Regions from separate parts of the Homo sapiens genome. Here region 2 is linked to region 1. A link is an interaction called in ENCODE POLR2A ChIA-PET data of the cell type or tissue named here. Cell type or tissue: PC-3. All regions are shown on one strand. Links, peaks and the distances in the headings refer to the core of each region. The heading gives the core; the rest is flanking DNA.

What was found. ChIA-PET counts read pairs that join two places held together with the same protein. Peaks named below come from ENCODE experiments on the same cell type or tissue, not always from the same donor. Only the 100,000 strongest peaks of a DNase experiment are listed, where the experiment ranks them.
Region 2: POLR2A ChIA-PET joins it to region 1 with 5 read pairs; 4 of 35 experiments call an interaction of 5 or more read pairs at or near these places.

What each region holds. Positions count from the first base shown.
Region 1 is chr1:41,981,012-41,986,400 of GRCh38, forward strand. It overlaps LOC124904160 (a long non-coding RNA gene), which reads left to right and starts at 521. Exons shown (of 4, transcript XR_007066031.1): 1 at 521-662; 2 at 776-956; 3 at 1,143-1,265. It also overlaps a transcript of HIVEP3 not described here. In PC-3, for the core only: no CTCF peak of the experiment used is centred there; a DNase peak (open chromatin) is centred at 2,640; H3K4me3 peaks cover 1,272 bases; H3K27ac peaks cover 2,357 bases.
Region 2 is chr1:41,930,418-41,935,806 of GRCh38, forward strand. It overlaps a transcript of HIVEP3 not described here. Among named protein-coding and RNA genes, the nearest start is that of HIVEP3, 14 kb to the left of the region's middle. In PC-3, for the core only: no CTCF peak of the experiment used is centred there; no DNase peak of the experiment used is centred there.

The DNA.
Region 1 (5,389 bases), core at 255-5,254:
GTGGGTATCGTTGCACAGCTGGGCAAGCTTGAGAGAGGCCTGGCTCAGAAGCACACATCAGGATTCGCTTCTGCAAGGTGTGGGTGAGCTCTGGCAAGCTGGGCCCAGAGGCAAGGAGAGAAGCAAAGTCCTCCCCTTGTGAGAACAGTGAGGGTGGAAAGCAAACAACAAGAGGAAGAAGGTACGTGTCTCCAAAGGGAGCAAGCTCTTACAGGGAGCTTGGCAACATTTGCATCAGCCTGGTAAAACATCGAAATAACAACACCTAAAATAGCCCTATAGGAACCTTGTCAGAAAATAAAGGCAAGATTCCTGAAGGACTCTGCCTTCATCCCCACGGAGCTGGGAAGCAAACGGGGAAATGCAAACCCCATTTATAGGGTCACATTTGGAGGAGCCGGCTCCGTCGGGGGCAGGAGGGAGGAAGTGGTGGGGAGGCTCAGGGTGTGTCAGATCCAGCCTCCCCACCTCTGCTGAGCTGGCGGCTGGACTCAAGGCCTGCCACGTCTTCCTGCTCTGCAGTGCACTAGCTGTGTGACCTTCTGCAAACTGGGTAACCACACTGCCTCCCCACCCCATCTCCTCCAAGGTAAAGTGGAGATTTTACCTGCTGCAAAAAGTTGGGTGAGGACTGATGAGAGAATGAGGGTTGATAAGAGAAGGTAAGGCATTAAAGGTAAAGGAAATTGCGTTTTGTTATATATATAAACAGCTTCTCACTGCTTTCGCTGGATTCATCATTCTGGGACTTTCTGTCTTCTACATACTTTTAAAGGTGAAGGAAGAGAAGGGAAAATGTGAAAGACAATATTCCAGTCTCCACTGAATGTGTGGGCACTTCAGTCTCGTGGCAAGTTCAGGCCAAGGGGACAGCTGCTGAAATGTGGGGGTCCAGGGGCTGCAGAGGGGTTCTGCTGCCTAGCATTTAAAAGAAGAGGGAAGTAAATATTTCTGAGGTGAGTCAGTAAAAGTAAAGAAATGCTTACTTCTTGTAAATGAGAAGGTGGCAGATGAACACATGAGGGAATGGGCATATATTCATCCCACTTGTAAAACATACTTCAAAGGAGGTAGTTCCAACATCAATTTCTTTATCGTGGTACTTTATAAGATTTCCTTGTTTGCTTGGTTTTAATTAACAGCAACCATACAGCATTGAAAGCGAAGCCTTATCCATCATCCACGTCAAAGGGGCTGGAAAGGTCCGAATCCACCTGAATGACAACTAAAGTTTCGAGAATGGGAATGCAAAAGGGGATTCAAAGGTAACAAAATCCTTGTCCTTCCATTTTCTTCTTCCGCACAAACAAAAGCAGTTTAATGGCATTGATGGAACTGCGTCCCTCTCATCTTCCCCTTGCCTGCTGTTGTACTCAAAGGTTCCAGAATACATGAGCGCAGCCCTACCTTATTTTGATGAACAGCTACAGCCACAGCAGAAATCAACAGGGTTTGGAGAATAAATCTGATAAATCGTGTCCTTCAAAAAGAGGAATTTATGTAATGCTTTCAGTTTTATCTTGTATGACCTACCCATCATGAAACTGGGAAACTGTAATTTATTTATCCAGTGAAGACAAAATTGATTAACAGGTCAGTGTAAATGTCAGCCTGGGGGAATTAACAAATGTAGTTCCACCGGGTCAGTTCTTGCCCAGTACTATTTAACATTTCCATTAATTACTTGCCGACAGAATTGGTGATAGAATAGGAGGTGTATTATTAAATCTGCCAATTTTTAAAAAGTTTAAATATGAATAGGTCTTGGCCAATTGAAAGACAGGGAGGGACTATTTGGTATCCTCAAGGCTCTGCCTGGTACAGAGTAGGTGCCTAATAAATGTTAGTTGAATGAAACAAATGCCAACAATACAAAGTCTAGTGTGAGGGAGTCCCTAGAGCAGCGGTCCCCAATCTTTTTGGCACCAGGGACAACTTTTCCATAGACCGGTAGCAGGGGAACGGTTTCAGGATGAAACTGTTCCACCACAGATGATCAGGCTTTAGTTTGATTCTCAAAAGGAGTGTGCAACCTAGATCCCTTGCATGCGCAGTTCACAATAGGGTTCACACCCCTACGAGAATCTAATGCCCTGCTCATCTGACAGGAGGCGGAGCTCAGGAGGTAATGCTCGCCCACCTCACAGGCTGTGCAGCCCAGTTCCTAACAGGCCACAGACCAATAGCAGACCCCTGCCCTAGAGGAAGAAAAGGAGAATCATTAACAACAGTTTTTATTAATATCTACTATAAATTTAAAGCCCTATCAAAAATTACTTACAGCAATGAAACCATGACCGATCCAAATCAAGAAGATCTAGACATCAGTAATGCACAAAAATCAAATTTAACAAGCGCAAACATAAAGTAAGGAACATACTCATAGTTCAAAACATGATCACACTTTTTGTTATCCTTTTCCTTATGTGCAGGCAGACACACACATACACATACACATGCATAAATATATATTATTTCTGGAATATAAATGAGAAGAAAAGGTATGGAGGAACAACCACCAAAGATTAACTGTCTGTCTTAGCAGAAAATAGCAACAGCTAATAAAGGTGCAGCTGGGTGGAGAAAAAAGAAAAACAGTCATACCTAAGCCAAACCCCTGAAGCCACAAGTCACGCACTCCTAAGTGGCCGACTCACCAGCAAGCAGGATGGGATGGGATGTCAGAGCTCAAAAGCCATCAGGATACCAGATCCACCTCTTTCTCAGCTGAGGGGCTCCTGGAGTTTTGTTTGGTTTGTTTTTAATTAAAAAGACAGAACAAAAAGAAAAAAAAATGTCCTGATGATAAGTAACCTACTGGAAGGCTCCGTCTGCTACCCACCGTCCATAGGCAACAGCAGGATGTAACAAACATACAGCCTCTCATGTACAAAAGGGAGAATTCAAGTGATGCTCAGATAAAGAAGTAGAACAATGAAGAAAAAAAATCCATACTCATATTTTTTTTGAGAGAGAGAGAGACAGCATTTCGCTCTGTTGCCTAGGCTGGAGTGCAATGGCACAATCTTGGCTCACTGTAGCCTTGAACTCCTGGACTCTAAGCGATCCTCCCTCCTCAGCCTCCTGAGTAACTGGGGCAATGAAATTATGCACTTAGCTAATTTTAAAACAAGTTTGTTTTGTAGATACAGGGTCTTGCTATATTGCCCAGGCTGGTCTTGAATTCCTGGCCTTAAGTGATTCTCCCACTCAGTCTCCCAAAGTGCTGGGATTATGGACATGAGCCACTGCACTGGGCCCATACTATGTATTTTTTGGCCAAATAATAAACCTGGATAGAACTTTTCTTGAGAAAAAAATGAGCAAGCAGACAATACAGAAGGGCTATTCAATAACAACATTTTGTTATCTGGAGAATATGACCTGAATGGGGGAAAAAAGAGATTGAAACTGTCATATCAAAGTTGACATGATAGCCCTAAGGGAGAAGTGAGGAAAAAAGCAACCAACTCAGAACTCAAAGGTGCACAACAAATATCCAGACGTGGAATGCACATTTCAGAAAGCAAAGTCTGAAGGAGCACTGACTTGAGAGAAGGGAAAAGCAATCACCCAGAAGCCAGAGAGAAGGGATCGAACGTTTAAAACACAACCCCCATGGAGGACACATGGCAGAGAAGTTTAGTTTATTGTAAGAAAGCACACTGACCACTACTAGAAAGATCTGATTTTGCTAATGGACAGATAACAGGGGGAAGGGCTACTGCTGGCCACAGGATGGAGAGTTTAGAGGTAACTCTGAGACATCATTTCATTATATATCCCACAGACCACTTTCACATGCCAGGCACCCAGCTGGGCCCACAGAACAAAACAAATGAGGCTCCTGCCCTCTAGGGGCATATAATCTTATAAAGTAGCAGAAAATAAACAAATAAATACAATGATTATAAATTTTCACAGGTGCTATGTAAGAAATAAACAAGGCACTAAGTCAGAGGACTAAAAAAAAAAAAGGACCTGCTTTAGACAGAATGGCAGCGAAGGCCCTTCCCAGGGGATGACTGATTGATTGACTGGTTGGTTGATTGATTGATTTTTCCAAGGAGACAACTTTCAAGTTGAGATATGAAGGGTGGGAAGGAGCTAGCCATGGGAAGAATGGAAAACTAGTTCCAGGTTACGGGCACGTGAACTATGCTAAGCATGGTGAGTTTGAGAAGAGGATGGATTGTAGTGAGCAAGATGACAGTACCACAAAATGAGGCCTAAGAAGGAGGCAGGAGCCAGGACATGTAGAATTTTCCAGGCCATAGTACAGAACATGAAGAGTCTACTCTTAGTTCAGGCTGCTATAACAAATTGCCAGAGACTGGGTGGCTTATAAACAATAGAAATTATTTCTCAGAGTTGTGGAGGCTGGAAGTCCAAGATCAAGGTGCTGGCAGATCCAGCATCTGGTGAGGGCATACCTCCTGGTTTGCAGATGGCCACCTTCTTGCTGTGTCTTCACATGCCAGAGAGAGAGGAAGCAAACTCTCTTCTTATAGGTGTCTCTTCTTATAAGGGCACTAACCCCATCATGAGGGCGGATTAATTAATTCCCAAAGGTCTTACTTCCTAATACCATCCCATTGAGTTTAGGGTTTCAACATACGAATTTGCAGGGACACGAAGATGAGTTCTGCTAAATATTTCTTGTAAGTCCATGAAAAGCTGAGTTCCTCCTGTTTGTCAGATCTGGGGGCGAGGAACAGCAATAGCTAGAAGGAGGAAATGCCCAGTACTATCCCAGTTAGCTACAAAGGAGAGTGGCTCAAAGGAGGCCCTTGTCAGATGCTTGTCCATGTCTAGTTGGCTATGGAGTAGATTTGACTCCTAATACTGAAATTTCTAAAAGTTTTGCCTGGAAAACTTTCAGTGCAAGGCTAAACATTAAGTCTCTTCTGTGAATATGAAAGTCAGTTTTAAAAAAAAAGATCCACCCATGTTAAACCTGTCACAGATTTAGTCAATCTATTTCAAAGTTAAGATCTTTATAGACTAGGAGGCAGCCATCTGGAAAGTTTGTGGAGCCAAGATCTAGATCCCTTATCCAATTACATGATGTGGCTCAAGTCATGCTATCTGTACCTTAGTTTCCTCATCTTTAAAATCAAGGGAAGAGAATGTCCTGCTCTCTAAGGCCCTTTCAGAATCTAATATGTAGAAAATGTCTAAAAGATGAGAGCCTGCTTATATAACTATCTAGCTGAATGTTCAGAAGTGGAAGGAAATTTTGGTGCCAAACTAAAATAAACTGCTCAGGTTTTTCTTGCACAAGATGTAAAATATTATTTTACCAAAACATTATCATATTCATTTTCATAATTACAAGGCTTCCATGCATAACACTGAAGTTCTATAAGTATTTGTTGAACAAGTGGTA
Region 2 (5,389 bases), core at 335-5,334, 51 kb before region 1:
ATTTAAGATTCATCCATGATGTTGCATGAATTAATACTTGTGCCTTTTTACAGATGAATAGTGTTCCATTTTATGGATATATCACTTCTGTTCGCCTGTTGAAGACCATCTCAGTTGTGTCCAGTTTGGGTGTTTATGTGTAGAGTTGTTACAAATATTCATGTATGGGTTTCTAAGTGAACACAAAATTTCAATAACTTGAGTAAATACCAAGGAGTGGGATTGCCGGGTCATATAATAAGTATATCTTTAATTTTATAAGAAACTGCCAAACTACTTCGCAAAGTGGTTGTACCATTGTGCATTCTTAACAAGAACATGAAAGAGTTCCAGAGGCTCTGCATCCTTGCCAGCACACACTTAGTGTTGTCAGGTTTGTTTTTTCTTAACTGTAGCTATTCTAATTGATATGCATGATAGTTCATTGTGGTTTTAACTTTGATTTCCCTAATTAAAAATAATGTTAAGTGTCTCTTCATATGCTTATTTGCCATCATATGCTTTCTTTGGTAAAACATATGTTCAAATATTTTGCCCATTTTTTATAGAGTTGTTTACTTTCTTGCTGAAGCTTGAAAGTTCTTTATATATTCTGGATACAAGTCCTTCATTACATATATGATTGCAAATATTTTCTCACAATCTGTGGCTTGTCTTTTTATTCCCTTAACATTGTCTTTCACAGAGCAAAATTTTTATTTCAAGTTCAATTCATTAATGTTTCTTTTATTGATTGTGCTTTTAATGTTGTATCTAAAAACTCTTTGCCAAACCAAAGGTCATATTTTCTCCTGTGATTTTTTTTCTAGATGTATTGTAGTTTCATCTTTTACATTTAGATCTATGATCTTTTTCTCAGTTGTTTTTTAAGGTGTGAGGTAAGTGTTGAGGTTCATTTTCTTTCTTGCATATAGATATCCAACTGTTCCAACACCATTTGTTGAAAAGACTATCATTTCTTCACCCTTGTCAAAAATGAGGTGATTATATTTGTGTGGGTCTACCTCTGGGCTCTCAACTCTGTTCCACTGATTATTGTATCTATCATTTTGTCAACACTACACTTCCTTGATTATTATAACTTTGTAACAAGTCTCAAAATTGGGTACTGTCTGAGTCCTCCAACTTTGTGCTTTTTCAGATTTGTTTTCATGGGGACAAACTGACATCTTCCAATCCATGAATACAGTATCTGTATTTATTTTACTGTTCTTTAATTGCTTTCACCAGGATTTTCTAGATTTTAGCATACCTATCCTGAATATTGTTTTTGTTAGATTTATATCTAAGAATTTGTGGGTTTCGGTGCTACTGAAAAGGCTATTGCTCTCTAAATTTCAAAGTCCATATGTTCATTGCTAGCATGAAGAAATACAATTGACTTTGTATCTTGCAACCTTACTAAACTCACTTATTAGTCCTAGAAACTTTTTAATGATCCTTCGGGTTTTTCTACAAAGACAATAAAGTTACACGTGAAAAGACATTGTTTCCTTTCTTCCTTTTAAATCTTTTTGCCTTTTTTTTTCTTGCCTTATTGTACTATAGGACTTTCCATATGAAGTCAGATAGGAGTCATAAGAGAGAACATCTTGCATTGTTTTTTATCTTAAGGGGAAAGTGTTTAGTTTTTCACCAGTAAGTGTGTTGCTAGCTATAGCCTTTTGTAGATGCCCTTTTTGAGGTTAAGAAAATTGCCTTCTATTCATAGTTTGCAGATAGTTTTAATCATGAATAGATGATTAATTTTTAAAGTGCTTTTTGTAAATCTATTGAAATAATCATCGTTTTTCTTTTCCTTGGTTCTGTAAATATATTTAATTTTAATTTCATTGGTTGATTTTTCCAGTGTTGAACTAGCCTTGCATTTTTTTGTTTTGTTTTTTTGTTTGTTTGTTTGTTTTTGGAAGGCTTTTAACTATAACTTCAATTTCCCTAGAAGATATGGGATTATTGAAGATATAATATTTCTTCTTGAATGAATTTTAGTATGTCTGTCCTTCGAGGAATTGATTCATTTCACCTAAGTTGTCAAATTTATGGGCACAGAGTTGTTTGTTGCACTACCTTATTATTCTTTTAATATCTGTAGGGTCAGCAGTGATGTCCCTTCTTTCATTTCTGATATTGATAATTTGTATCTTCTTTTTTCTTGGTCAGTCTGCCTAGAAGTTCACTAATTTTGCTGATCTTTCAAAGAACCAGCTTTTGGTTTGATTGATATATCCAAATTGCTTTTTTGTTTCAAATGTATTGATTTTTGCTCTTATTATGTTCTTCCTTCTGCTTGCACTAGTTTTAATTTGTTCTTCTTTATCTAGTTTTTTTCTTTTTAGGGTGGATGCTTACCTTACTGATTGAAGACCTTTCCTCTTTTGTAGTGTAAGCATTTAACTCTATAAATTTCCATCTATACACTACTTTAGCTTCATTTCCCAAATTGTGATATGTTGTAGTTCTTTTTCATTCAGTTCAAAACGCTTTTTTAATTGCCTTAAGACTTCCTCTGACATATGGTTTATTTAGATATGTGTTGTTTCATCTCCATACATTTGAAGATTTTCCACTTATATTTCTATTATTGATTTCTGGCTTAATTCCATTATAGTTCATGACCATGCTTTCTATGGTTTCTAGTCTTTTAAGGTTGTTAAGTTTGCTTTATGGCCCAGAACATAGTATCATTTGGAGAATGTTTCATGTGCACTTTAGAAAGAAGTGTTGTCATGTAAAGTATACTATAAATATCAACTGGGTCAAGTTGGTTGATAATGTTGCTCCAGTCATCTATATTTTTGATGATTTTCTTTCCATTTGTTCTATCATTTACTGAAAAAGGAGCACTGAAGTTTTCAACTGTAATTGTGAAACTATCTATTTCACTTTTTGATTCTATCAGCTTTTGCATCATGTATTTTGAAACTCTGTTGTTAGGTACGTACATGTTTAGCATTGTTATGTCTTCTTGGAAAATCAAGCCCTTTATAATTATTTGATGTTCCTTTTTATCCCAGATAATAATCATTGTTCTAAAAGTCTCACTTGTCTGATAGTAATATAAAGACTTCAGCTTTATTTTGATTAGTGTTTGCACAGCATATCTTTTTCTATTCTATTACTTTTAACCTATCTGTCTTTATAACTAAAGTGGGTTTCTTACAGAAAGTGTATAGCTGGTTCTTAATTTTTCATACAATCTGACAATCTCCATCTTTTAACTGGTATGTTTAGACCATTCACATTTAATGTGATTATAGATATGGTCAAATTAAAATCTATTTTGCTAGCTGTTTTTTTGTTCCTTCTGTTTTTTTCTTCTTTTCTTTTATTTTTCTGACTTCTCTCGTTAGCCTGGTTTGGGGGTGTGTGGAGGAAATGGTTTCTATTGTTCTGATTAAGCTGTAGTCTTAGGCAAGCACTATATCACTGAGTCCTGAAGCAGCAGCCTTCCCAGTGATCCCATCCCTCCCCTGCTTCACTTCTGAATCCAGAATGTATATCCATCCTTTCCCTAGGTGTTAAGATTTTTTTCCCTGTTCCCTTATCTCAGATGTAATGGGATTTCACCAGTATCCAAAGAGTGATAATGTTTGCTCCCTTCTACATACATGTCACACTAATTAAGGCTTTTGTTCATAGGGGAGGTAGGCAAGAAGGGTCCAGGTAGAATTTCTCACCCCTCTCACAGCAGTTTCTTTTCCTCTCCTCCAGCAATTCACTACAAGGGAGATTTTCTGTAGACTCTCCCAACCATTTTTGTGAACCTGTGATGGGGTTCATGGAGAAATGAGTCTAAGAAAGAAAGTGTGATCTCCTTTTATTTATTATCCCTAGGGCTTTGCCCGCTTCTACTAGAGTTCATTAAGCCAGATTCTGCATATTCAACAACCACCTTAGCTGAATTCATATAGGTATGTTTCTTGCTTAGGTAAGTCAGAGCTCATATCTCATTTCTCCCTGAAGATACCTATCTCTTCCTCGATTTTGGGCCTACTGGGTACCCAGCAACCTTAGGACTCCAGTGAGCTCAAGAAAAGTTGTGAACTTTCTATTCGTAAAGATTTTTTTTCACCATAAGTTTAGGAACAATCCTTCCCAGCTGTCTACATCTTTGAGAAGAAACTAGAAGTCTACCTTCTTATAGGTACTTTTGCATCTTTTGCAACAGCAAACAGAAGAAGGTACAGCAGTTGGTCAGGGTAATCACTATTCTCTTGGAAACTTGCTTAAAGAGCTTTAGGAATGACAGATGTTCCAAAAACACCTCTATCTGTTGTTTTTGAGAAATGTAAGATATACGGGGAAAATCCTATAGGAGTTAAGTAAAGTACAAATAATGTACCAATTTTTCAAAAAGTGGAGGGCAGAATCTGTATAAACTATCAGTCAGTTATAATTCAGGACAACTGTCTTGTTGAAAGCATCTACCAGCCTGCAATTGCCTGGCAAAGAATATGATGCCACATAGTAAACACCATGGATGGTGAAGAATAAAATAACTCTAGAGGCTTTCTAGTCCACTTAATTTCAGAATTGTTCATACATGTCACCATTTAGTGAGAAATATGACAGGCAACTAATTACTCAAAATTAGGCTAATGACAAAAACATTATACTTATGTTTTATTATTTATTCTAGTTTCCCCAAAGGTAAGTCTTGTCATTAATCATTAACTACTCCATATATTATTATTATTAAAAATGATAATGAAACAACTACAATTTAGTGACCACTCACTACTAGCCAAAGACTATGCTTAGCTAATAGCAAACATGTTCTCATTTCACCTTCACAACAACTCAGTGAGAGAAGTGGGACTCAGAGGGACTAAGAAACTCGTCAAATCCACAGAATTAACATATGTTAGAACTAGAATTAATTCCCAGGTCAGATTTTAAAGTCCTTACTTTTAACTTCTGAGTCAGACTATCCCAGATGATGTTAATTATTTCCTGTGGCCCATTGAGTATTTCCTGCTGTCATTTACAATGCTGGAAAAGGTCCATCCTTGCATAAGAACACAAAAGCATCAGAAATGCCTTATTAGCTGAGTCCAGTTGTCCAGCCACAAGGGCATTCAGTTTCAGAATGGCAACAAGGGACTATTTGTTGAGTGAACATGACAACTGACCTTTCTGAGATTGGTTTGCAAAGAGGGCATAACTGTCCTCCATGTTTTTTAAATGTCTCTCTCACTCTCTCTCTGTATACATATATATGTATGTAAATATGTGTGTTTGTGTAAAATATTCTTTTCTTTCCTGTAATCCTGTATTATCTAGCAATTTAGTCTTCTTGAAATTATATATATATTTATATTATATATTATATATATTTTATATATATAATATATATAAAATAAACTACAACTAACTCTAAGAATAAAGA